Regions from separate parts of the Mus musculus genome. Here all the other regions are linked to region 5. Evidence: chromatin loops called from intact Hi-C (ENCODE). Cell type or tissue: heart. All regions are shown on one strand.

What was found. Hi-C counts contacts between places; a loop is a spot of excess contacts. Peaks named below come from ENCODE experiments on the same cell type or tissue, not always from the same donor. Only the 100,000 strongest peaks of a DNase experiment are listed, where the experiment ranks them.
Region 1: it touches region 5 in a loop (4-fold over the local background); 14 of 42 quality-filtered maps call a loop at or near these places.
Region 2: a loop joins it to region 5, with 2.7 times the contacts of the local background. A loop is called at or near these places in 9 of 42 quality-filtered maps.
Region 3: it touches region 5 in a loop (2.1-fold over the local background); 2 of 42 quality-filtered maps call a loop at or near these places.
Region 4: it touches region 5 in a loop (5-fold over the local background); 19 of 42 quality-filtered maps call a loop at or near these places.
Region 6: a loop joins it to region 5, with 2.4 times the contacts of the local background. A loop is called at or near these places in 2 of 42 quality-filtered maps.
Region 7: a loop joins it to region 5, with 6 times the contacts of the local background. A loop is called at or near these places in 14 of 42 quality-filtered maps.

What each region holds. Positions count from the first base shown.
Region 1 is chr4:58,264,314-58,268,313 of GRCm38, forward strand. It overlaps the pseudogene Gm30907. Among named protein-coding and RNA genes, the nearest start is that of Musk, 20 kb to the right of the region's middle. In heart, a CTCF peak has its summit at 2,189 (motif pointing right); no DNase peak of the experiment used is centred here.
Region 2 is chr4:58,417,900-58,421,899 of GRCm38, forward strand. No RefSeq gene overlaps it. Among named protein-coding and RNA genes, the nearest start is that of Mir3095, 21 kb to the right of the region's middle. In heart, a CTCF peak has its summit at 1,514; no DNase peak of the experiment used is centred here.
Region 3 is chr4:58,440,099-58,444,098 of GRCm38, forward strand. The region is part of intron 3 of Lpar1 (lysophosphatidic acid receptor 1); the gene reads right to left. It overlaps Mir3095 (microRNA 3095), which reads right to left and starts at 1,000; the gene lies at 914-1,000. In heart, no CTCF peak of the experiment used is centred here; a DNase peak (open chromatin) is centred at 2,473.
Region 4 is chr4:58,747,670-58,751,669 of GRCm38, forward strand. No RefSeq gene overlaps it. Among named protein-coding and RNA genes, the nearest start is that of Olfr267, 36 kb to the right of the region's middle. In heart, a CTCF peak has its summit at 2,043 (motif pointing left); a DNase peak (open chromatin) is centred at 1,582.
Region 5 is chr4:58,550,402-58,554,401 of GRCm38, forward strand. Lpar1 (lysophosphatidic acid receptor 1) reads right to left here and starts at 2,892. Exons shown (of 4, transcript NM_172989.1): 1 at 2,733-2,892. In heart, CTCF peaks have their summits at 1,599 and 2,851; DNase peaks (open chromatin) are centred at 1,610, 2,880 and 3,470; H3K4me3 peaks cover 2,877 bases; H3K27ac peaks cover 2,281 bases.
Region 6 is chr4:58,659,966-58,663,965 of GRCm38, forward strand. No RefSeq gene overlaps it. Among named protein-coding and RNA genes, the nearest start is that of Lpar1, 110 kb to the left of the region's middle. In heart, no CTCF peak of the experiment used is centred here; a DNase peak (open chromatin) is centred at 2,016.
Region 7 is chr4:58,269,853-58,273,852 of GRCm38, forward strand. No RefSeq gene overlaps it. Among named protein-coding and RNA genes, the nearest start is that of Musk, 14 kb to the right of the region's middle. In heart, no CTCF peak of the experiment used is centred here; a DNase peak (open chromatin) is centred at 2,139.

The DNA.
Region 1 (4,000 bases), 290 kb before region 5:
AAGTAGAACTTTTATGGTCAATCAAGCCAAGCCTTATACTCCTCCTGCCCAAGAAACAGCCACCAGATTCTTCACGTCATGCATTTCATATGACTCCCAATCTACGTGTGCTGTCCAGTTGCTTTACAATCATCAGACTGCCCCGGTGTGGAGGCACGTGTGTGAGGAAATTCCACATGAAGATGATCACATCCTGCTGCTTCATCCCTCCTGGCCTAGCTTAGGTGTCAGGCCCTGGATTAGCATGTCAAGGCTCAACCTCACCTGTACGCTTTATTTGTTTGTTTATTTATTTATTTATCATTTATTTTACGTGCATGTATGTTTCAGCTATATATATATGGCTCTGCACCATGTGAGTGCCTGATGTCGAGACGTCCATAACAGGGCAATGGATCCCTTGGCACTGAGGTGACAGATGGTTGTGAGCTGGGTGGTACGGATTACGGGAGAGCAGCCACTGCTCTTAACCCCTGAGTCATCTGTCCAGCCCCAGCATTATATATTTTTTTTAAAGAGAACAACTCCATAGAGTCAACCAGGATGCTTCATAGTAAATTCTGCTTACAGGTCACAGAAACAGACCAGGCCTGTGTGTGTGGTGTGTGTGTGTGTGTGTGTGTGCACACGCGCACATGCATGGGTTTGTACAAGCCTACTCTCTGTCTGTCTGTGTCTGTCTGTCTATCTGTACCTCTCTGTCAAGGCTGAGCATATCCCTGAGTGCTGAGATTGTGAGTCTGTCACCATCAATCCTAGCTTGATGCTGTGGTGTGGATCGAATCCAAATCTTTGTGCATACTAGGCAAGCACCCTACCAACAGAGACCAGTCCACGATCTACTCCTAATACAGGCTCACACCTATCTTTTCTATAAAGTGAATGGACATACAGCTGAGAATTCTAAAAAAGTAGTCTTCCGTAATAGATGGCTGGAGGCATCAGAGGGCATCTGCACACAGAAGGGATCATACTGGTGAGGTACAAAATCACTGCTTACTACCATGTGGAGCTAGCAAGGGGACAGGAGACTGCAAATACATAAGTATGCCTGTGTTATGTAGGGGCAATTATAACACCTGTGACCTGGGGCCTTTGTAAAGCTGTAGAATGGATGTCAGAGTTGCTAAGATGAAGTTTAGCCACTGTTCTGTTTCCGTGAAGAGAAACCCATGACTGTGACTACGTATAAAAGGAGGCATTTAATTGGCAGGGAGCATGGTGGCAGGGAGGAAGGCACGGTGCTGGAGCAGTAACTGAGAGCTTACATCCTGATCTGCAGGCAGGAGGCAAAAAGAGCAACACTAGGCCTGGTGTAGGTTTTTGAAACCTCAAAACCCACCCCTAGTGACACACCTTCTTCAAGCCCACAACCCCTCCAACAAGGCCACACTTCCCAAGTCTTCCCAAACAGCCTAGATGGGAACCAAACATGCAAATATACGAAGCCTAAGGGCATCCTCATTCAAACCACCACAAGGCGCTATTGACTACTGACAAGTTTATTGTGCATTAGTACTAATACATTAGTGGATCTGCCCTCCTTAGCAAGGTGGACAGGTTTGAGAATTATTGTAAACATAGTGTCCCTGGGAATTGAGAAAGTGTTGGACAAATCATTTATTATATCTCTGTGAACAAAAAATATAGGTGATCTATAATAAGTAAGCAGAAATAACACCTCTCATTACTCCCTATAAGCTATTGGCACACTTGTTTGTGTCGGATGCTCCAGCCTACAGAAAACACCCATCAGGATCTTCTGTTCTAGTTTCCTGTGCTGAAGAATTCTCCCCATTCGTGACCTTACATCTGAGCCAGTCTGACGCGCCCCTTCCCACACGCACATCTTTTATTTGGCTCTTTTTCTTTACCCTGGGCCTCGGACCTACTGGTCATTACAGTTTGCTCTCTCACCTGCACTCCTGACTGTAGCTCCTATTCTGTCTTTGACAGCATCCATGAACTGTGAATTAAAGATGGTCCAGTAACAAGGCCCAGCAAAAAGATAAACAATGAAGCTTATGCTCAACTGTGCTGAGGGGCGTTAGTGGTACCCATGCAAGGGTTAAATTATGTCAGCCTTCCACAGGATTCCTGCTTCTTCCCCACTTTTCTTCTCAATCCTTTTCGTTTGGTTTTGATACATACTGGCTTCCTCTGTACTCTACGTGTACGAGTTGATCAGCAGATGGCGCCGCCAACCTGAAGGAACCCTAGTTGGCCGCATAAAATTCAGAAATAATACATTTAAAATGATTAACAGTTGGCTATTTTCATTCCAAATATGGGTGGTAAAAATTGAGGAAATGAAGTATAATTTGATAAGAAACCAATAGCAACATGTTTATATTGCCAATTTTCATGTAAATGCATTTGATGAGAAGAGAACCCAGAGAAGCTTATTAGGTTTTCAAAAAAAACACTCTATTATCAACAGATCACCGTGTAATTACATCTTCCTCAGCAACGTGACTTACTAGGTCTGTATAAATATATCATAATTTAGCCAAGAAATGACATGTTAACAGGAAACGTAGGTTGCTTCTAATATCTTATATTCATAAATAGCACTTCCTGAACTCCTTCTGGTAATTCCCTAGTTGTGAGGAACATATTTCATATTTATAGGATATGCTCTGAAAACTTAAGGAATTATTTCAAAATGATTACAGAAAAGGACCTGGAAACTTGTACGTTTGAGAGTGATTGAAATTTTCAATCTTTTCATCAACTTAGAGGGTTTTCTTCATGTTCCCCACCTTTTCCAAAAGTCTCTCAGGCCTATAACCCCATGTATTACGACTTTATGGGGTATAGATTAAAAATAACACCATAACTTGGGCACCAAGCATCACAATGTGTACCTAAGGTGACTAATTCATAATAGTAAAAATAAAGATGGAAATCTGCAGATCTGTGTATTACAGAGTCCTGAATACGGGGTTGGTTGGTTGGTTGGCCTAACAGTATTGACTCTCTAAGTAGGCCAGGCATGGCGGGGCTCACCTTTAATCCCAGCACTCAAGAGGCAGAGGCAGTTAGATCTCTGTGAGTTCCAGGGCAGCCTGGTCTCCATGAGAAGTTCAGGTCAGCCAGGGCTGTGTAGTAAGGCCCTGTTGCAAACAAATATTTCTACTATCTCCGCCTATAAATGAGGCCCTGTTCATGCCATTGATAACAATAATTATCATTAGAACACTTAGTTTTCTAATTTTAGTTTTTAAAGGTGAATCAGGTCAATTGATGTCCCATTTAGCTTGTGTCCTCTGGATCCGAGTGTCCCTCTGGGATAAAGGAGGTTGGTAGAGCAGTCACAGAGCTAAGCATGTCCCCTTACACCACCTCCTTCCTGGCAAAACAAACTTGTCAACCATCCCCAGCCCACTTTCTACCGTCCTCGTACCACATTCATGGGCTCATGCGAATACTGGAATCCCAGTAAACAACTGGACCCTGACCTCACCTAAGACCTTGGTCCTCACTTCAGGCTCCCTAAGAAGGTTCTGACGCCTGCTGCACTACATACGCAGAGAGACAGAGAGTGGTACCCACAGGTCATGCTGCATATTTCAGAGACATTTACTTACGCCACCTGAGAAATGGAATTTAGGCACGTGCACAGCTGTGCTCTAAATCCCCATGGGGCACAGCTGGCTTAGGTCTACAGGCCTCCTGACAGCTCTCTTGGCTGTTCCCATGCAGCTAGCTAATAGCGACCAGGACAGGTGCAGGACTCCAGCCTTTCAAAGTTTCACTTCTTTTATCAGCAGCGCTGATTTTGTAAAGTATGAAGGTTACCAACCCATTCCTACCCAAATTTCCTGGTAACCCAGTAGGGTGTCCTAGGGACCCAGGTGTTCCTAATAAAACTTTGACACATCTGGATAGGACCGAGCCCTCAGGCTGTACTAGACCCTGCCAATCAAGCACACAGGCACCCTACAGGACCTGCCAGGAAGACTGGGGGCTATGAGTGCTTTGGGTTTAACTTCCTTGT
Region 2 (4,000 bases), 130 kb before region 5:
GCCCAAAGTGATTGTTATGTAAGTGAGATAGATTTTAATTTTTCCTACTTTTCATATCTTTAAAGTTTTTAAAACATATATAATTACATCATTCTCCCTTTATCTTTCCTTTGTCCAGCCCTCTCCATGTGTTCCTAACTTCATCTCAAATTCTTGGCCTCTTTTTCTTTAATTGTTATTGTTCCATATATATTGCATAAATATACAAATGAAGCCTATTGAGTTTATTTAGTATTACTTGTGTTATATGATTTCAGGGCTGACCACTTGGCACTGGTTAGTCAATTACTTTCCATTTCTTAATATATTTCATTAAAAAATTGCAGCTTTACTATGAAAATGGTAACTATCTCATACAAAACAATATCTGCACATCAAAGCTTGAAATCAATGAAGACTGTTTTCCCAGCAATCATTGAACCCAAACCAAGCAGTGAAGAAAAAAACAATCAAACAAACAAAAGCCTTACTGGACAATCTCAGGGGGGATAGTGACCCCTTCCAGGCAGCCATGGCCTCTTCGCCAAACCAGGCTGAAGATAAAAGAATCTCCTTCTCTGGCTCCAGATCTCTAAACTCCATGGAGACCAGTGTTCTTCTGGTGCAGATTCACTGAAAAGACTTCTGTTTCTTGTACCTATATGCCAGAAATGTGTTTCTAACCTTTTTTTTTTTTCTCAATTAAACAAGAAGCTATATATTATACACAATCCTTTGCTGAAGACCTTAAAATATTTCATCAACAAATCCTCCTTATTTTTAAATTTATTTTTTATTATTATTTTTATCCATGTGCATGCATGTACGCCCTCACTAATATATATGTGTGTAATGTATGTACAGAAGCCCATGAGGCTCACTGGATCCTCTGGACCTGGGGTTACAGGTGGTTGTGAGCCAACATGTGGGAGCTGAGAACCAAACACTGGTCTTCAGCAACAACAACAGCAAACAGTACCTGGTTCAAAGCCTTCCTCATGAGTTACCATGAACTAACTTCCTATGGATCCCTGCCTCCCATCCTCCCAAAGCAAATTAGGAAAAAAGTCTTCTCTTAGGTGAAATGGTGAATGTTTTACATAGATTAATAAGGGTTGTTGTTGTTAAGTTTCCCTGTTCCTCTAGCCACCATACACAAATACACACACACATACACAGATACACAAGCACACAGAGAGAGAGCGAAAGAGAGAGAGAGAGAGAGAGAGAGAGAGAGAGAGAGAGAGAGAGAGAGAGAGAGAGGGAGAGAGAGAGAGAGACTCTTAGACAAGCAGAGAACCTAGAAACTCATATACAGTCTTCCTTCCTGCTGTCTTCTATAGGAGCTATCTGTCACTGCCTTTGTGACTCTGTTTCCGGGGAACTTCAAAGTGGGCAACCTCTTTCCTAAACTTAAGGCTGAGGGATGGACAAATTCCTGATAAGCGATTTAATGTTTGACTGGCTGTCACGTCAGGAGGTCTGATTTGGGGCACTAAGTTGTGTTCCTAGGGACCTTCTGGTTGCAATTACCACTAGATGTCCCCCTTCTCCTCAACCTAAACCACAAAGGAGCCTCTATCTCATACTCCTGCCACAGCAGGGCAGGTGAGCACGGGGTGGGCAAAGCCTCCCTCGGGCAGTAAGCACTTTCAATATTACCCACCAGCATGAATAGCCTTGGAAAAGTCCACCAGTATCTTGCACTTCTGAAGCATAAATGTTTTCCTTTGGTCCTGCCCCATTATCAAGTCCATCATTTCATCGGGGCAGTACATACTGAACCCAGCAAAGCTTTTCATATGGACTCTTTTTTTTTTTATATTCCTTAACTCTCTTCTTCTTCCCTCATAGACTTGAAGGGTCTCTTGAGCCAACCAAATCCTGGAGAGAAGTCTTTGAACCTTCAGTTTTTACTCAGTAGCTTCTTGGACCATGTGCCTGTACAACATATAAAGAAGTCAGATTAATATTATAACAGATCATAGATTAGCCTGAGATCAATCCCTTCCCATGTTGGTAGAAGGCACAGAAAAGTCAGCCATCACTTCATTCGCAGGAAGTTCTACTGAGAGACCCATCCAAGCTTCTCATCATCTGTGAGAGACCAAGTGTCTCTCTATCTGTGATCTCGATTTTCCTTATCCATTTCTGTGGTGCATGCTGACTTCACCGCTCCTTTCCTGTTAGGCTATGAACAGTGATGCCCAAAACTTCTGATGGTAATTTGCCAGTACTAATATATCCACAGTCTGATAAACTACAAGTCCATGTATGGGTACCAAGGGGGAAGGGAGATACAACTAACTTTTTCCAACAAAGGCAGGTGGGAACCTTAAACTAGCCAAGGCAGGGCAAACTCAACTCTCATTGGCTGAAAAACCTTTTAAGGATGAAATTTTGTAGCCAAAGTTCTGTGTGTACCCAAGAATGTTCCAAGAATGTAACACTATCACAATTACCAAATTTAAAAGATAAAGAAGACAGGAATGATCGAAGAGATATATTTCTAGAAGTCCTGTGGTGAAATGCTTAGAGAGCCACATAGGGAAAAAAATGTAAACATGGTTCCTTAAGGCACCTCTGAGTATGAGTCTGGCTGCCTCCTCCAGCTTCAGCAGACCATGAAAAGGAAGAGACAACATTATATCTCTTGGATCTTAGAGGGACTAAGGGGGCTTATTTTGTCTGAAGGTGCAAAAGAAATCAAAGAAATGATCCAGAGGTGATGTGAGAGTAGCCAAACTTGAAGAATTGGGCTGAAAGCTTCTCTGTGGGTTAAAAGAGGGCTGCAGACCTTCCAGGTTGGTGGTGAAATCCGGTAATGGTTGGCTTGACTCATCTCACTGAGGCTGAAATGGAGCACAATGCTTTGGAGAGATAATATATATATATATTCAGTGTAATTTAAGAAATGCAAGTAGTACATTTCTTTGAGCTCACAGAGGTTTGCATCAAAAGGACTCACTGAGTCCTCAGCAGAAATTGTTTAAAGAAAATTAGTTATAATAACATCAAATTTTAATGTATTTTAACACCTTTTAAGGTGTTCTTAAAGATGGTGCCCTTGTTGCTATTCTATTGCTATGATGAAACACCATGACTGAGCCAACATTTAAAAGAAAGCATTTAATTGAGGGCTTGCTTACAGTCTCAGAGAATTAGTTCATGACCACTGTGGTAGAGAGGTGGGAGGCGGGCATGCAGACATGGCGCTGGGACAGTAGCTGAGAGCTCACATCGAATCTGCAAGTTGCAGGCAGGAAGGGAGTAGATTGGGCACGGTGTGAGTTTCTGAAACCTCAAAGCCTAGCCTAGTGACAACCCTTCTCCAGCAAGGTCACACCTACTCTAATAAGGCCACACCTCCTCCCAGTCCTCCTAAACAGTTCCACTAACTGGGGAGCAAGCATTCAAACACACAAGCCTGTTAGAGCCATTCTCATTCAAACCACCAGATAGCCATGTATTCTCTGTACCTTGATCAGGTATGCTCTAGCCAAAATCTCATCCAAGTATGGGGAAGTGGGCATGAAATTCCACTCCTAGCTGAGAAGTTATCAGCGGTTAATAGATGCTGGAAGGGGGAGAGTCAGTTTTCTTTAAAAGCCTGGTTCTAGCCGATACTTAACCATGCTCCTGGGGATGACCACACACCCAAGACTATAAGAGCAACACAAATGAGAACTGATGAGTTTTTAAAACAACAAGCAAGCAAAAAGCAAGGACATAAAGTTGGTTGGGTAGGGAAGAGAGTAAGGGATCTGGGAGAAGTCCGGGGCTAGAAGAGAGTAGGATCAAAATACATTGTATAACGTCTCAAAGAATTACAGAAAGAAAAATGGGGACATCAAATAAAACTAACTAGAAAGAATATTTTAAGCTTTAACATTCCTAGTGAAATAGAATACATAATGCAGAAACTTAGACTCTCTCCCAAGGAAACAATGCACTGTCAAAATGGGATACGTCATTCTGCTTTTCTCAATAGACAGCAGGAATTCTAAGACACAATCAACAT
Region 3 (4,000 bases), 110 kb before region 5:
ACTGATCATATTAGCCTGCGTGGTGGTGGCACACACCTTTGATCCCAGCACTTGAGAGGCAGAGGCAGGCAGATTTCTAAGTTCGAGGTCAGCCTGATCTACAGAATGAGTTCTGGGACAGCCAGGGCTACACAGAGAAACCCCACTCTGAAAACAAATGAATGAAGAAAAGAAAAGAAAAGAAAAGAAAAGAAAAGAAAAGAAAAGAAAAGAAAAAGAAAAAGAAAAGAAAAGAAAAGAAAAGAAAAGAAAAGAAAAGAAAAGAAAGAAGGGAAAGGAGTGGAGGGGAAGGGAGGGGAAAGGAAGAGGGAGAGAGGGAGGGAAGGGAAGGAAAGGGAAGGGGAGGGGAAGGGGGAGGGTGGAGGGGAAGGGGGAGGGTGGAAGGGGGAAGGGGAAAAGGGGAAGGGGGAAGGGGGAAGGGGGAAGGGGGAGGAACAAAAAGTGATCATGTGGACCTTTCCTCTCCCCTTTCCCTTCTCTTTTTGGGGTGTCCTGGATCACACTGACCCAAAGACAACAGTGTATTATAAGAGAGGAGCAGGGGGCTGGAAAGTCCAAGGTGTTCAGGCTCCTAAATCATAGAGAATGCATAGTCTGAAATCAAGTCTTCTCACGTCACCAATTTCCCTCTGAGCTTCTAAGAATCAGTCTCATCTGTGTGTGTGTGTGTGTGTGTGTGTGTGTGTGTGTGTGTGTGTGTGTGTGTGTATGTGTGTGCGTGCGTGTGTGTGTTTAAATAAGTACTTAGCTCTAGCTGAGTGGGGTCACCCTCCAGAGGTGCATCACAGGCTATGTCCAGACTGTAGTTTTGGTTATGTCCTTGTAAGACGTGTGGATGAGTTGAGCAAACCCCTATTTCATTATCTGTGAAGCAGAGAAGCAACAGCTCTCTTCCTACCCCACAAGGCATGAGGAGCGACTTGCAAAAGCTCTCTCTCCAGTGTCCACTCCCTGAAACCATCTCGAGTGTCACAGATGAGAAAGCTTGTGCACAGGGCTCTGGGTGGATCCTCGGCGAGGAAGAGCAGGAGAGCATGATACGAACCATGAAGGCTTGGCATTCTCAGAACTAGCTACACATCTTCCCAGACAGTCCCAGGACTCAGAGTTGAACACGAGAAAAGGAAGGAAGAGAGGAAGTGACACCGCTCCCCGTGGCTCTGCAGCTTCTTAGTGCCACACTTGACTAGATGGAAACTAAAAATAATATACAATTCCAGAGCCAAGGCTGCTTTGGTGTTGTTTATCTCTGGCCTACTTCTGATGGCAGACTCTACAGACCAAGGCACAAACCTGAAAAGTGGTATGGAACAGTATGAAAGAGAGAAAATACAGTTTGCGGCTCCATATTGTAAAGCCAGGAGTGCAGAAGATACGAGGTCTAAGGTCATGAAGACCTGGTATATCAGGCTAAGACATTCTCTCTCCAGCCTAGAACTGGTTCTCAGCCTGTATCACATGTAACAATGATGCAAACGAGACTTATAAGGAATAATGACCTCCACTGTAATCTTACTGGCCTCAACGGTCAGGTTTTCACTTAGGATACAGATTAGTGACAGCGAAAGATGGAAATGATGGAGATAAAGAGAATTGTGTCTGTGTATCTATGTGTGTCTGAGTGTTTATGTGTGTATATAAGTGTGTGTATGTGATTGTGTGATTGTGTGTTCATGATTGTGTCTGTGTATACAAGTGCTTGTGTGTGAGAATGTCTGTATATCTGTATGTGTGTGTCTGTGTGTATGTATATGTATGTGTGATGTGTGCATGTGAGTATATGTGAATATGTGTACGTGTCTGTGTATATGAGTGTATGTATGTGAGTATATCTGTGTGTCTGTGAGTGTATATGTGTGTGAGTGAGTGAGTGAGTGTGTGTGACTGTGTGTGAGTATATGTGATTGTGTGTGAGTGTGTATGTATGTATGTGTGTGAGTATGTGTGTCTGTATCTGTGTGTATGTGTCTGGGTATATCTGTGTGAATGTGTGTGCATGTATATGTGTTTGTATGCATACATGTGTGTGTGTGCATGTATATGTGTATCTCTAGTTTCTAAAACAAGAATAAGTAGAGCCTGAATCTGGGCAGCAACATAGAGCAAGAAGCTGTCCACTGTTGCTCACCACTTCCATCAATAAAATGCAAGTCCAGCACCCTGCTAGGCTCCTCAAAGGTTGAGTCCCAGGAACCATGCCTCTCGGTGAATAGAAAGTTCCCTACAACTTGTCACAATCACAAAGAAGGTGGAAGCAGGAGGCTTCAAAATATATCTGCGGGTTGCCTGTCCTTGAACCAGCTTGGATTCTTTCTTATAGTCTGTCAAAGCAATCTGGGAGGGCCTGCTGCCCGAAAACAAATGTAAGAGACCCTGGAATGCTGGTGCAAGGGTCAGGGAGGAAATGGGCAGCTTTGGAACAACAGGTCCCAGCTGCAGAGCACAGTCACGTGACCACACCTTCCCTCCAAGCAAGGCGTTCACTGCCTGCTCTCTGAATCAGTCGTTTTTTCTAGAAGTGCTGTTTCCTAATGGGTTGATCTTTGCTTCTTTGCTTTCATATGGAACACAAAACCAAAGCTAAGAAGGGGCCAGAGAAGCCTCCTAGGGAGCCCAAGAGTCTGGGTGAGCAGGGTAGAAAGCATTGCCAGTCTGGGCTGGAAAAATTGGTTTTCACAAAAATACTCAGGAATTCCACAGATTTGGAACAAGTCAAAGTAGGACAATCCTACACTAGCCCTACACCCAAGTTAGCATCTTCAAGGCCTGACTCTCTTCACTTCTCAGATCAGGATGTCAGAAGCTACTTTCCCCCTAGTGCTGTCGAATTTGTGTATTCCATCCAGACAGGCCAGTTGCATCCCAGAATACAGTCAAATTTCAGTCCATCTCTGAAGGACATTTTGATTTTGCCGAATCAGTTCTTAACTAACGTATCTTAAAGGAAGCTCAGGTAGTGAACCATAGACAAAATAAAACTTATCCATTGTCCTGTAGCTACGGAGTCATTTCGATGTAACTATATGACGTAACTACATGGGTCATTATGATATAACTATATGAGGTCATTATGATGTAACTATATGGAGTCATTATGATGTAACTATATGATGTAACTATATGAAGTCATTTTGATGTAACTACATGGGGTGCTTTTAGGCAACAGTGGGGATTGAATCTAGAACCTCATGGATGCTAAGCAAATGCTTTATACTAAGGTATATCCTCAATGTCTTTAAATATTATTTTGAGAGAAATTCTTATCAAGCTACCAGGTGGGCCCTGAACTTATTCTATCCCCCATGGGCCTTCAACTTGCAATTCTCCTGCCCAGCCTCCTGAGCAGCTGGGACTCCAGACTGTGCCGCCAGTCCCAATTTGGGATAGCCTTTTGAGTCAAAAGCTTTTCCTAGAAGACTAACCTTAATTATCATAAATTGGTTTTCCTGTACATTGGAAATAATGTATTCATTTGTTTATGCCTAGCTTTTAAAGAAAGATTTTTAGTTTTAATCATGTGTATGCTTGTCCATGTGAGTAGACACCATGCGTGTGGAGACCTCTGGAAGCTCTGGAGCCTGAGTTGTGAGCTGCCTGACATGGGAATTGGAAATCAAACCCAGGTCTTCTGTAAGAACAGAATACATCCTTAACTGCTAAGCCATTTCTCCATACCCGTGTCGTAGCATCTATCTTAATGCCAATTTTAACCCACCTAGTTAATAGTGAACATTTCTACTTCTATTTTGCAGCCCTTACATGTGTTTGTGTGTGTGCCTATGTGTGTCCATATGTCCATGTGTGTCTGTGTGTCCATGTGTGTCCGTATGTGTCCGTGTGTGCGTGTGCACGCTCATGAGCACTCTTATTTGTGAATGTGGTTACAGCCATGCCATAGTGCATGTGTGGACATCAGAGGACAATCTCAGGTGTTGGTCCTTGCCTTCCACATTGTTTGAGTCAGGGCCTTCCTTACTCACCACAGCATACACCTAGCTAT
Region 4 (4,000 bases), 200 kb after region 5:
CCATGTGAATACTATGACATATGAACACCCCCTCACACAATAAAAACAAGTAAATGTGTGTGTGTGTGTGTGTGTGTGTGTGTGTGTGTGTGTGTGTGTGTGTGTATGTTCCAAAAAAGTAAGAGAAAACAAGCAATATTTGTCTCTCTGAGTTTGGCTTCAACTTTGCTTAATATGTTGATCTCCAGATTCATCCATTTTCTAACAAATGACATAATTTCTCTCTTTATGGATGAATAAAGACTTCTCTACTTTTTGATGGCAAAAGAGTATCCTGTTATATAAACCATAATGACGCTTGGGTTGGATCCATGGCTGGGCTGTTGTGTGTGGTGTTATAGTTAATTTGGGTGATCAGGCATCTCTTCAACAAACTGATTTCAAATCCTTTGGAAATAGGCGCAGAAGTAGGGTTGCTGGGTTACAGCAATTATTTCTTTACTCTTCTGAGGAACCTCCCTATAGTCCTCGAAAATGACTGGACTTCACAAAGTGGTTTGTTAAGCAACATGCATTTGAAGCACTGAGAAAATATAGGTCATACTTCTGTTATTTGGTTTATTCCTTTTGTTCAAACCATTCACAAAATGAATCAAAATGCTCTTCTGGGAACCTGGTATCCAGGTCAGTGGTAGAGTACATGCTGAGCACACACGTGGTCCTAAGTTCAAATCCCAACACTACTTATTGTTTAAGTTAAAAAAAAAACATTCTAGCATGCAACATTTATTGAAAATCATTTGAATTTATTTTGCATTCTGAATAGTAAATACACTTTTCTGTTGACACCATTATGCAAGAAATGTGTTTCCGCCTCAGGGTGATCTTAGAACATTTAACTACACAACTTTTATTGCAGCTCTCGTGTGTTGATGGTATGAAATTAGACGCAATGGGAGCACAGAACAGTCCTTTAGATACTTTGCCAACTTTGTCACTTTCGTGCATTTAATCTGTGTGAAGTGACCATGTTGAAGGTATTATTACTCTCATCAGGACGGAGCTGGGAGAATCAAATGCTTTGCCCAAGACAGCCCCAGGATTTGCAAACTCTGCAGTCAGGTGCAAGCCCCTGGTAAATCTGGTCTTCAGTGCAGAGCGAACGGACCTTGGGTCAAGGTCACAAATAACAACCATATAAGCAGCAAGCCTATAGACAATATGTGTTTTTAATAAATATTATACATGAAAATTAACGAGGACACATCATTTCTAAAATATTAAGTAACATAATTGAATGAAGTGTGTATACAAATAAAATTAAGTTTAAGAATATTTTGAGGTATAGCTTAAATAATCTTGAAAGCAGTTTCAATGCTAGGTTAAATTTGTCTATAGGAGAACTCAAATCTCCCTAATTCATAGTTTACATTTTCTATGGTATGCCGTGATCCTGGACAAAGCCTTGTGGCTGATTTGATGACAAAGCTGGACAGCAGGAGACTTGGAACCCGAATCCTCCTCAGCCCAACAGAGATTGGGCCCCAGCAAGACTGCGGTCAAGGGCTGAGCAGCACTGGGGCAGGTCACAAGGCGATCCCGGAGAACTTGTTCTATGAAGAAACACGTGACATCTAGCCACGAAGCTGTTGTTCTGTAACTTTTCAGCCTCGGCTCTAACCATTCCAAAACAGGAGCGGAAGAGCGGGTTCTGACTAAGCTGCAGAGAGATGGAATTTTAACCAGCCTCCTTGGGGATATTATGAGCATCTTACAGAAGGGGTCATATCCTGTTTCTTCCTCCGGTTGCTACAACTGTGGTTTGTATATTGGCTGTATCAACTAATGTGAATTTATAACCAAAAAAGAAAAAAAAACAGCCAAGAGAAATCCATACTCTTGCAAATGTACATTTCTCCTAACAGCAGGCACTGTTTTAATTCTGGTTAGGTTTGGTTTGGTTTTCTGTTATAGAAGAAAAAAACACACATTTTCATATCCTACTGTTATCACAGAAAGTAAAATACTGACATAAAGGAGTTTCGAATTCAACATTAGTATAAAACAGCAAACACACTAAGGGCCTTAATAACTACACAGTGCCCCCTAGTGTGAATATAAAAATTAGCATGAACCCCACCAAAATAATTGATCTCTCTGTTTCTCTCTGTCTCTCTCTGTCTGTCTCTGTCTCTGTCTGTCTCTCTCTCTCTCTCTGATATGTGTTATCAGATGCCCAAGGAGGATAGATAGAAATAGGTGTCAGAGCCCCCCGGTACTGTAGTTACTTCTAGTTGATTCAGTTGATTGTAGATGACCTTCTATAAGAACAGCAAGTGCTCTTAATGATAAGCCCATCTCCCCAGCACCTATTTACTCTTTTAAATTATAGGAACATTTATTTTTGTGTCAATTGACTTATATAAAACTTTATATTTAATTTATAATAAACTTCCCATAGGGTAGATGATCAGATTCAAATGAGAAGTAATATGAAGGCATATGAATGACTAGTAAGACACTCCAAAAAACAAATACACATTTCTAAGGGGAGAAGATAAGGGGACATAAGAGAGTAAGGAGAAGGAAATTCACGTTTCTTCACATTCTGTAACCCAGCTGGTCTGAAACTCAGCATTGGGTAAAGGTGACCTTGAATCTGAGATCTCCCTGACTCCCCCTCAAGAGTGCTGGGTCTTTTTATGCAACATTGGGAACTAAACTCAGAGCCTTGTTTATGCTAAGCAAGCAATCTACAGCTGAGCTCCATCTCCAGTCAGGAAATGAGCACCTAACACCTCTGGAACATAGCTGCTTTTTAAAAAGAGAGAGGAGGGGAGGATTTTCCAAGAGTTCAGGAAATATTAACTTGCAAAATTTTCCTGAGCCAATCATTTTGTAAATTTTCTCAAAGGAGAGCTCCCGTCATCAGAGTTGACCACCCACTGGCCACAGTCTTCCATGCTCTTTGGTGTTCTAGGCATTTCATGGTGCTTCTTTCCTCCTGAATTTTATGCTGGGGTCCGGACTTTGTCTTCTTTGCTCTGACCACTGAGAAGTGCTCTCCAGTACTACAGAAATGCAGGTACTCAGCAAAGCCAAAGGACCACTTAACAACATCCTGCCAGGCTTAAAGAGTTTCCCTAGCTGGACCCAAGATGGAGGGAGTCTCTGTCATGCATTTCTGCTCTTACGTCTTTGTTCTCTTCTTGTTTCACCAAGAATCTGTGTATACATCTGTACTGGCTAGTTTTGTGTCAACTTGACACAGGCTGGAGTTATCACAGAGAAAGGAGCTTCAGTTGGGGAAATGCCTCCATGAGATCCAGCTGTAAGGCATTTTCTCAATTAGTGATCAAGGAGGGAGGTCACCTTATGGGTGGGACCATCTCTGGGCTGGTAGTCTTGGGTTCTATAAGAGAGCAGGCTGAGCAAGCCAGGGGAGGCAAGCCAGTAAAGAACATCCCTTCATGGCCTCTGCATCAGCTCCTGCTCCCTGACCTGCTTGAGTTCTAGTCCTGACTTCTTTCAGTGATGAACAGCAGTGTGGAAGTGTAACCCTTTCCTCCCCAACTTGCTTCTTGGTCATGATGTTTTGTCCAGGAATAGAAACCCTGACTAAGACAACATCTTTTCTTCTTTTCTCAAACTCACTGCCCCAGTCTGGAGAATTCTTAGACTGGTCCTCAGTTTCCCTGAATTTCACCGTGACTCTTACATGAGAGATCACTAGAACCTCAGTTATATCAGAAGAGAAACCTGGCTATGATAAAATGAAGAAAATGCTCATATTTTGCACTGGCTATAAATTAGTGCCATAACCCACTGGATACTAGTTATACCCAATTCATCTATTGCTAAGACTTAATTCTGCTGATGTCCACTATGTAACTGATTGTTTATACTTCTTTTCCTATCTTGGTATCCTCAAAAGTTCAAGCCAAGCATGATGTCACTATATGATGTCACCTATATTCTCAGCACTGGAAAGGCTGAGGGAGGAGAATGATGAGTTCAAGAACTAACTTGCACAGTGAGACCCTATCTCAAATAAAAATTT
Region 5 (4,000 bases):
TCCTCTGCAGCACATAGTGATGCAATGTGGCACAGAAACTCTTCACTCTCTACACCACAGCTATCTGTGTCCCACCTTCTGCACTTCAGCGTTGGCTAAACCCTTCTCTTCATTTTCTTTGTATCTGTTACAACAAGAATTCAATGGTTGCTTGTTGGACTGAATTTGTCTCGTTCTCTCCCAACGCTCTAACACATCCCTAAGAGATATTTAAACACTGACACCATAGAGCCTTTCAAATTATCATCCTTTGCAAAAAGTAAGAAACCAGACAGAAAGTAAGATGCTGACTGACTTATGGGTCGGTTTTATGACGTTATACCTCACCTTCAAAGTAAATAACGCTCCTCACAGGGGCAGGCCTGATGGTACCAAGGAAGAGAGGAAAGGAAGAAGGGAAAAGAGGATGTGAGGGAAAGGAAGGAAAGAAAGAAGGGCAGATGGAAGAGGAAGGCAAGGAGAGAGAAAGGAAGGAGAAGAGAGGCAAGGAGAGAGAGATAGGGATGCAAGGAGGAGGGAGGGGAGGAAGGGAGGGAAGAGAGCAGATTAGGAGGAGGAGGGGAGAGAGGAAAGGATGGAAGAAGGGACTGAGGGGGGGTGGCCACACATTAAGCACAGACATTAAAAACTTGACCTTAAACTAAACTTCTAAAGACATTATGAGTCAAATACTTGTAACTTCCCACTGAAATCAGCATGGTGTGTTCTGTTCCGAGCACAAATTTTTACACCAAGTGTCTGAAGAGATCCCTTTTCCTAAAAAAAAAAATCACAAATTTCAGACCGAATGTTATTATGTCCTCAAAGACTCAGCAACCAGGATTTATTCGTCCCCTGGATGTCCCACTAGGTCAAACAACAGATTCTGTAAAAACCAACACCTATAACAGAACCTGGAAAACAAAATCAAGTTACGTTCTGAAGAATACTAACTCTGAATAGAAACAGACGTCTCTGACATGCTGCCACTTAAATTTTCTCTTCTGTGATTTCTTTACCATCATTCACAGGGACGCTGAGCTTTGGGGGATGGTGGCAGCTCCCCTGAGCTGAAGATGCAAAGGGCAGGGTGGGTGGGTAGGTGGTGCCTAGTAGAGGCCAGACCGCAAGGATCACTTAGACCTCATGTCAGATTTAAGCAGCCTCGCAGGTTTGTAATAATAAGGTTGGCAGGAGAAGAAATTATTGCTTTCTTTCGAGGGGAAAGAAAGGAAGTCAGGGAGGGAGGGAGGGAGGGAGGGAGGGAGGGAGGAAGGAAGGAAGGAAGGAAGGAAGGAAGGAAGGAAGGAAGGAAGGAAGAAAGGAACCAGGCAGGCAGGCAGGCAGGCTAGAGAAAGCCAACTCCTACTTAAGTCCCTCTCTCCAAGCATCCCCCTCCTGACGGGTTTCTTTCATCCCACCTTCTTTCTGTTGCCCTCCCATTTCCCCACAAGACTAATTTTTCTTCATTTTCCTTCTTCAACTTCAACTAGTCTCTCATGGAGGAATCACCCACCCTTAGTTCCCAGTTACAGGGAAGATGGCTGAAACAGCAAAGATCATCCTACCCATTCATTTTCCTGATGAGGACACCAAGCCCAGGAGCCCAGAACCCGTTCAGGGTACACCGCTAGGGGACGCTGTGTACAAGGAGGCTCTGATGTGGTTCTGCAAGTCACCCTTCTCAGCCTTTCCGCCTCAAACTGCTTCCCTCTCTTTCTACATTTTTTCCCTCAAATTCACACTCAAGACCAAAGAAAAGGAAAAATAAAATAGAATTTTAAAAAATATTAGAGCCCTGGTGATTATTATTCATGATGTTGCATCTGGAGGAACCAAGGGCAAAAACTAGATGCTATTACAGCTGTGTTTTAATGCAGCTGGCTGTGGTGCACGGGGCCTTAAGCGTAATGTTGATTCCTCTTCCTTGGTATTCATTCCATCTGAAAGAGACTATGTTCTTCCATTTTCTAAGACTTTGAAACCCGGACTTCTGACTTCATAGTCATGTTAGGTGAGCAAAAGACACTTACACAAAAGGATAAGCACGCAGCTCTGTCGAAACGAATAGAGGATTCCGCTTTAATAACTAGCTACCTTCTTCTAGTTGCAGTTAGCAATAGGTATCTCTGACGATGGGTATAGCTTAAGAGTAAAACTTTTCACAAGCCAGTACTCGCTGGAAACCCACATGGAAGGAAAGCTCCGAAGATTTCAACTAAAAAGAAAAAAAAAAGAAGAAGAAGAAGAAACACAGGCGAAAGGAAGAAAGAAAACGGGAGACGAGGAAGAAAGGACTGAGAAAAGAGACAGTCTAGGGCCCCAGCCTGGAAGCAGCAACAAGCCCTGGGTGCCTCACATCAAAGACCAAATGGCAGCAAAGAAAAACAAGCCTAAAGTTTAAAACCATTCACAGTAAAGTCTCCCTCCCTACAGGAGCAAACAGCCGATCAACCCATTCAAGCAAAATCAGGTTTTTCCCCGCCTTGCATTTCCCAGGTACAGACTAAGCCTAGGGCGGCTTCAAGGAAACTTCAGTTTAAATTCCTTAAACTCAAGGGACGACAAAGTCTCTGGTGAGCAGTGAACTGAGCGCGGGACGCGCGGACACCCGAGCCATCTAAGTCGTCGGGGACGCGGCACCAATAAACTTGGGGAGCCCCTTGCCAGCCCTCTCGCGTCCCCAACCCGATCCAGGTAAGCAACAGGAGGCCACCTACGTGTCACTTGGACGGACCCTGGGGCGCACTGACCTGGCCAAAGGTCGGGAGGGCCGCCCGGGCGGCTGCGGCGACTTCCCTCCCGGGCTGAGTTCCACCGGCTGGTGCGGGAGGCCAGGGCAGCCTCGCCTCCTGCAGGCGGCCTCACACACGCGCGCACACCCACCCACTCCGGGCCCGCGGGCGCGCGCACTCAGGCGCTCACGCGCACGGCTACAAAGCGGCGGGTGGTGGGACAGTGCGAGCCGATCGCGCCGATGGGAGGCGGGGCGGTCGCCACCCGCGCCGCGCCAAGGGACACCCGGCCGCCGTGTCTTTACCTGCTAGGTCCAGCTCCGCAGTTCACGCAGCCGCCGGGCCAACCCAACCCAAGCCTCACCCCAGCACAACCCGGAGCCTACGGAGGGCAGCACTGTGCTGGAGGACAAGAGTCACAACTCCCGGGGCTTTACTGCCGCCCAGTTCCAACTTCCCGGGCTCAAGGAACAGGCAGGCAGCAGAAGAGGCACGGGTGCCAGCCTCCTTACCTCTCCTCCTTCTGGCGCTTTCTGCCACATCCACAGAGCACAAGTCAGAAACTCCCCGCACCCCAAAGCGCCTTTCCTCCCAAGCCGCTCTGCTCTCCTTACCTGCGTGGCACCCACAGCGACTCTGCCTCCTGTGGTCCCCTCCCCCAGTCATTCACTGAACTTCCCGCGCTGCTGCAGGTCGGGGAGGGGGTGGGGGTGAGGGGAGCCTAAGCTTTTCATTCAGTACCTTCGCGGCGCTCCCTTGACCCTCCACAGCAGACACACCCACCTCCGTCACCCCTGGCCCCTCCTGTGCTCACCCCAGCGCCAGGCCTCTTGCAGAGCTTTGGTGGACGCCCTGCATGGTGCATGCTTTGTTGCTGTCCCCTCCTCATTTGAAAAGCCCTGGAAACCATCACAGAGCCTGGGGAAAACAAGAAAAGAAAGGGGGGGGGGGGAGAGAGAACTTGGTGTATGGCCTCCTCCGAGTTGAGTTTCTAAACTTTTTCAGGCAGCACACAAAGTTTCAACCAGCACAGCCCTGTACTTCAGGCCATAGAAAAGCAATAGTTGGCTTTGCAATTGCAAATCAAAGCGAGCGTGCCTTTGTGTCCCTAGAGCTATGATTATAAATTTCTCTTCAGCTAGGAGTGTAACTTTCCAAGGGCAAACTAAGATTTTTCATAGGGCAATTAAGGGCAGGGAAGGCACACCTGGAAGTGTAGGCGGAGGCAGGACCTAAGAATCATTTTCTGGAGACTTCCATCTCAGAAGCCTTACCATCACTCAGTA
Region 6 (4,000 bases), 110 kb after region 5:
AATCGTGAAGAGAGAAAATAGATTTTGTCCTTTTTGATGGTAAAAATGAGCAAGAAAATTTTATGAACCAGGTTTGAAGACTCAATGAAATAATATTAAGAATGTTGGTGATGTAGGCAGAAAAGATAAATAATACCAAAGACCAGAACAGACCTAGGACATATGGAAATTCAGTATGAAATCATTTATTGCTTCTTATGGTTCTGAAATTCAGATAATTCATAATGAACTATTTCTACTTCAAGTGCTGCTGACGAAGCAGCCAGGCTGGAGCTGGGGGCTCCAAGGTGGCTTTGACTACGTACCTGGCATTTCATGTGAGGAAACTGGATGGTCTGGGGACTGGTTGAGCCTCCCCTGTCCCTTTTTCTCTCTATTTTGTCTTTCCACCACATTTACACATTTGATAATCTACTATGAGGTTTGTTTGTTTTTGTTTTTGCTTTTTTTTTACACGACAGCTGATCACAAGAGAACAGAAGTTCTTCTGTCTTTTAGGGTCCACAGTGAGCACAACACAATTACAGCTGTATTCGTTTGGCTAAAACAAACCACAGAAGCCGAAACTCAAGGAAAGCTGCGGCCCCAGCTATTGGCTGGAGGAGTTTCATGAGCTTGGGGAGATAGGAAGAAATATTTGTCTACTTCTGCAGACAACTTGTGAATACTTAGCTATTGTGATACACATATGCAAACATATGCAGCCCTAGAGCCAGCTGGTCTTGCAGACTAAACATATCAAACCTTACTTTTCAAAGAACAGGGGAATAAGGAATGTGCACCAACTCGTTGGGGCTGCTTACTTAGCCTTGACTTTTTAAAGGCGCACAAACCACTCCAAGAAGGAGAAGAAATCAGTCTTAGTTTAAAGCAAAAGTACTTGAATAAAATATTACAGCAATTAAATCTGTCAATACGTCAAATAACTAATTTATTGAATCCATGTTTCTATGAGCTCACATCAGAAAACACAATTCATGTTTAACAAATTAAAAAAGGAAAGAAAGAAACATCTCAAAGATGGAAGAATTGGGATTTTCTATTATTCAAAAAGGATTCATGATCTTAAAGGATTCTTAGTAGAGAAAAATAAGGGTGAACTTCCTTAACAAGCTTGGACCTACTGAAAGCTTAGGAAATCACCCTGAAAGGCAAGAAATCAATGTATTTTCTGTAAAGACAGAAACATGGTAAGAACCATAATCAGTGTTTCTATGCAACATGACCCTGAAAGTTCTAGTCTGGGAGTGAAACAAGAAGGGAAGGAGAAAGGGGAAATGACGTGCACACTGGTGAAGCAAAAACAAACCATGAGTTATTTTCTGGTAATGTTTCTCCTACTGAGAAATCCTTCAAATAAAATAGGCAACATACAATTTATATACCTGCATGATTGCAACATAAAACCACAATTTATAGAGACAGTGGGATCTCAATATAAATATCTTTGTTTCCTTATTCAGTAAGAACCCAAATGGAGCTATAAACTCAGTGATTGAAAAGCAGCTCATGTACACATAACTATTGTAAGATCAAAATAAAATATCCAATTTTAAATTAATTAAAATAAAATATTTAATACAATAATTAAATATTTGCTTTATTAATATTTAAAACAACAATTTTTAATTAATTATAGTGAATTAATGCCAAATGTTTTCTCAGGAAAATTGTTGACCAGATAGTTTGATGTTTAAGAACATAGGAAGTTTTTTTTTTTTCTCCAAGTTTAAAGACCAAAGAAGGAGTCATAAAACAAGGAACTGATAAATTAGACATCATGAAACATGTTACATGGTATTAGGTCAAGACCTTAACTATAAGCTATAATAATATTCATCAATGAAGCCCAAGGCCATTTCTCTCCATATACAAAGCACATCGGTGTATCTGGGGGTCTACCTGGCAAGCTCTCCAGGAGAGGTAACCCCCACAGAAGCAGGCAGTGGATGCAGGGAAGCAGGCATGAGGAACAATACTTAAGGAAATAGACAATCTGTGTAAGAAAGAAGCTCTGGTAAGCACATGGCTAGAATTTAGCCTCTCATGACAGATAGGGGCTATTAAGACAGCTGCAGTGTGATACTTCTCAACCGTTGTACAGAAGACAACCGAGGAACACCATCTGTGCTCTGCAGGCATGTCAGTTTCCACACTGCTGTGAGGGATTTGCACTGCAGAACTAACCACCCTTTCCTATTTCTGCAGCATAATTTAATAGTATCAGTTTCTTGGCCCAGGAATTCCGTAGCTTTGTAAATCCTCCAGTATATACATGAATTACACACAGAGGGACTCACACACAAATGTTCCTTGTTACAATATAGTTCTGTTCTGATAAGCTCATTATAACTTGAAAATACTGGAAGTCAAAAATGCATTTATCACACAAATAGGCACATTATGTGGATGAATATTTTTCAAATGTGAAAATACAACCACAAAATATGATATCCAAAATATATAAATAAGTAAAATGAGACTGGAGAGGACATTCAGGGAGGAAAGTATTTCCCGTGACAGCATGAGGTCATGAATTCAGATCCTCTACCCTCAAGTAAAAACTAGACGTGAATATCAGCACATGTCTATAACACAGCCCTGGGTTGGGGCATGGAACAGAGACAAATGGATCCTGGAGATTGGTAGGCCAAGTAGTCAAGCCAAAATGATGATCTCCAGGTTCAATGAGAGACCCTGTCTTAAAATAAAAGGTGAAGGGCAATAGAGAAAGACACTGATGTTAGTTTCTGGCCTGCACACACACATGTGCATGAACAGACTTGCACACACACACACACACACACACACAGACAACACAGTATCGACAGTTACCCTCATGAACATGGTATTCAACTAGGAGCTAAGACTCACTATGACTGTCCAGCAACAGGAGCACACACTGCACCAGATAACACTAGTCCACAATACAAGCAAAACTGAACGAGAAAGGACAGCTCCCAACGAATGCATACAGCTTTCATGTCACTAAAATTAAATTGAAAACCCCTAAGTCAAAGCATTATAGATCAGGATCCAGCTCTGTGTGTGCAAAGCTGCCCATAACTTTATTTCAGCTATAGAAATGAAAAACAGGCAAGAAATACAACATGGTTAAACAGCCATTAATGGTGACTGCAAAAGTATCTATGCATGAGAACACTTCTCCAAAAGTTTTATTTAGGGAGGATCAGAACTTCAAGGCCAACTTGGACTACACAGCAAGATCAACGCCAGCCTGAGCTGCACATAGTGATATTTCTCTTAGAGAAAATCATTTGATGCAAAAGCTTAGCTTAAAATGAGTTTTGCGTGGAGCTGCTGTTTAAAAGGTACAGCGGAGTATGGTGTCAACCAGCTCTATGACCTGCCTCCCAATTCCTGACTGCCCAAGCCCCGTGGTGGCCCCAACAGCCTTACCTCTAGGAATCTAGAGATAGCATGGAAAACTGGGGGGTGGGTTACTATATAATGTTAAAAGACTATTGGATGTATACTTTGAAAACTGTAAACATGAATAAAAAGCTCATGGTAACACATAAAAGTGACTTTACAAGCCTATCTGATCTCAGCTAGAGAGATGTATGTATGTGAATATCCAGTAGTTGCTGGGCTCTTGGTTACGTCTGTACTTTTAGTTAAGGCTATGTGTTCCTGTCGTAATTAGAGAGAGGTAGAAAGTCATTAACAAACATGAATACATCTCATTCAAATCCTTTAATTATGTGCATCTATAGGGGAGAAAGCCTTGGGATTTTAAGAAAAGGTTTTATTAGAAACAGCCAAGGCACTCCCCAGCAACCCTACCTCTGGGACATTTATCTGCGGAATTACTCAGAGCACATATGAAATCAATTACAGCCCCCAACTGGCTTAGGGAGCCTCTGTGTGCCTGCGGCCATCTCCACAGCAAATTGTCTCAGCCATGGTCAAAATCAAAATTTCTCAGTTGCCTTGGTTGACCTAGAAATGTTTTATGTAATTTGCTATTATCTGGAAG
Region 7 (4,000 bases), 280 kb before region 5:
TCACTGTCAACAACCAACACCAGCTCTATCTAATGTATGCTATGAGGAATTTTCTAGAAGAGTGTGAAGCTCTAGAAATCAACCACAAGCCTAAATACGTAAACTAGAAATCTGAGTGAAAAACAAGGTCATGGCTGGGAGGCACTTTTTCAAGTTCAGCCCAGGAGCTGCTGGACCCTGTGACTTCCTGTCACCATGGCTGATCCTTCAGACTCTGCTGCTGCTGCCATGCGCCATGATGAATGAACCCTAAAGCAACATTTTGCTTTGTTTTTGCATGAAGAATCTCATTGGCTCATCCTGGTCATGTGATCATGCGATATGCTTTAGTTACATGGAAAGTAGAATCTGGAAGCTGCAGCATCATTAATGATAGACAGGGTCTTGATGCCATAGCAGGTCCTGAAAGTGGAAGGGTGAAGGGCCTGGAGACTTAGGAGCAAAACTACATGTCTGTGCACACACACACACACACACACACACACACACAACACACTATAGCAGTGGTGAATTTCTGCATTAGAAACTTTAGATTTTTGTTTACTTATTTACACATAATTAAAAACTTGCTTCTATCTTTTCTAATTTGTTGTTGTTGTTGTTGTTGGAGATTGAACCCAGAAGTTTATACATATTAGGCAGGTGTTCCACTCCTGAGATGATATCATGAGGTCTGAGAATAACCCATGAGGCATGCAAAGTGATTCTGTCTGTTCCTTTTAATTTTTTTCCTTTGCACCCTTCGGCATATAGCTTTCACTTGGCAGCCACAAAAAGGCACAAAATGAAAGAAAAATCATGCAAGAATAGCTCTCATATCCCTGCATCCTATGGAATCCACTTCCTGGGATTCTTCCCCAAATACTCCTTTTCCTGACCTCCTATGTGCCTAGTTGACTTCTCAGCTCAAACGCCAATCTGTGTGAGCATCCTCAGACTCCCATGTGTTCTCAGCACACCTCTCTGACACTGTCCTCTCTCCCCTCTTCCCTCCTTACAACCTGCCTATTACTTCCCAGACAAGGTCTCATGGACCTCAGGATTGCCTCAAACGTATTAGGAAGCCAAGGATGCCTTTGAACTTCTGATCCTCCTGTTTCCACCTCCTGTTGCTAGGATTGCGCATGTGCCCCACTGTGCCCTGTTTCTGTAAAGCTGAATAAAGAAGGTAGATTTTTAAGTATTCTAGATGAGCCTTCCATCAGCTGACCTATGCCCTTGTGTTCTGGTCTTTTTCTGGTGCTGTGGTTATAACTCATGATCTTGGCCAGGCAAGCATTCTACCACTGAATCCCCAAGCCCTGCACTCAGTATTAATTGTTGATATCATTACTCTTCTCCTTGGCCAAGCTGCAAGTTTCTTGCTCAGAGACTTGCCCATTGCTGTAACCCCAGAGTTAAGTTCAGTTACTTGAGTAAATGCTCCTGTTTAGAAAGAAGGTGGGAAAGACACATAATGGGTTTTTCTTGCACTCCTTACATTTTTTTTTCAAATTTGAGACATTTATGACCTGTCTTGCTTTGTTCTCCCAACTTAGAGAAGATGATAAGAAAAAAAAGAACCAAATTTAATAGAGCCCCTGATGATTTTTATCTCTGTAATATTAAAAGTTAACCAGCTGCTCATAAACAATTAATAATAGAAAACAGTAATACAAATGTATCTTTTCATGAGAGTCACCAGATAATACCCGCTTGTTAATAATGTGGCATTCTGTACTGGCAGAAAAATGAATTGTTGACTGTGAAAATACCACTCAGTCATATCACTGTGCCTAAACAATATACAATCTCATCTTTCATGGCTCTCAGCTGCGTCCTGCTTGGAAGACATTTTAGACACGAGCCAATGTTCTACACATAACAAATGCTCAGGAAAGACACATGGAATTCCAGTCGGACGGAGCTTGCCCTACTGCAAAGGGCACATAAATGAATAAATACAAGGAAATCCCCTCCGAGGTGCACACACACACACACACACACACACACACACACACACACACACAGAGGCACGCACACAAGCCTCACAACAGCTGGGACATATTATAAGTTGGAGGACTTTTGTTAGTTCAGATGTTTCAGGTCTGCTTAGGCACTCTGGAGAAGAAGTAAATATTATGAGTAAGTTCATTTCCATGCTGGCTGTGGGGACATGCCAGCACGGTTTACTACAGTTTTATAATAAAACAGTCTCATAAAGGAACACCAGCATTAGTCACTCAGCACATGACTGCCAAGGCAAGATGGTCTCTGTTTTCTTCCCCGAATACTCCGAACATGATTTCATTCAGACTGTCTTCCAAATGGATTCTCTTTACACTAAACCCCATCAATATAATCAAGGAGTGCGTGCTCACTAAATCGATTATCAGTTTAAAGACATCATTCTTTTAAAGGAAATATGACCCATTTCTAGAGCTGCACATGGAAAAGTGAGGGTGGTCAAGACAGAATCATTTGGAGCATTGAAGGGAAGGCTGGTGGAAACTGGGAAGGAACAATGCAGAAGCTAGACCATTGCAGTGAGCAGACTTCACAAGAAGACAACGTACTCGAGATTGCTATAACATGGATTTACTAAGTTGCAAGGAGGAAGGACTCTCCTAACAAACACAAGCAGCAAAGGCTTGCTCAGTCAGCGCATTCTTCTTATTGTCAAGCTGAATGGAAAGCAAATATCCGTCCCTAAAAGCAGATGTAGTGAATATAAAGTCAGAAGAGGGGGACACAGAGAAATTGATCTTTAATGACCCGGGGCTAAGATAGATCTCACTGTGAAAGCTTGTCAAAGGATTAGAAAACACTCGGCCATGCTCTTCTCAGAACCTCCTACATTCTTCCCCAGGTTTTCATCGACTTAGGCTAATCCATCAACTCTTAGCTTAATTATCACTCTCCCAGAGCAACCTTTGCTGGTTGTCGTATCTCAGGAAGGGAGCCTTCAGAGCACCCCAGAGCACCCTGTAATTTCTCTTTATAGCTATTATCTCAACTTGCGCTTCCGTATTTAATCCTTGCTCTTCCTACTGAACCCTCAAAGAGAGCAGGCACCGTGCTTGTTTTGAGCACCACCGGACTCCTAGGACCCAGCACAGTGCCCGGCACATTTGTAAGCACACAACAAATATCTGTTGCATGACTGAGAGAATCCACGGGTAAGGGCTGAGAGCATTGGTGTTAGGTCCAGGTTTTCTTGACTGAAAGAAACTCAGTCCTTTCATCTGTGAAGTGAGGAGGTGTTAGCCCCTGTCTTCTAGCATTCTTTTCAGGATGAACTATATGAGTGGGTGAAAAACACTTGATGAAGAGACCAATAGAGCATATTAACACCATCCTACTAATGATAAATTTAAGAGAAATCAGAAGCCCAGTTGAAAAATAAATCTCAATTACCCTGGGAGATTCCTTGGCTGGGTACCATCAGTACTAACCTCTGAAGATATTTACCCATGTTTTCATGGTTTAGTAGAATTTTATAACACAATTTAATTAGATATGGGACTATATTAAAAAGTTTGTACCGAATTCTTTCCAGTTTAGAATCGACTAGGTCTACATGTCATAATGTTATGTACTCAATCATTATGTGTGGACCTAGTTTTGATGGCAACTGTCTATGGTAGACCTAAATATAGAACTCAGGTCTTTGGGTATCCAGGGCAAATTCTATATTGCTAAACTATTTCCCCAGCCCTGATGTCAACTGTATCACTTTTACTTCCACTCTCTCAGTAGGAACATATCTGCATTATACAAAGAACAGATCATCCAATTTAGAAAGAGGACTGACTGATCAGAAGGTTCAGAAGACAAACAGGCTTGCTGTCAAACCAAACAGCCTGAGTTCAATGTGTAGGACCTGTGTGGTAGAAAGAAAGAATGTTGTCCTTCAAACTCTGCACATGCACCATTACACACACACACACACATACACACACCACACAGACACACACACACACACACAAACCACACACCCCTCAGATACACACACACATAC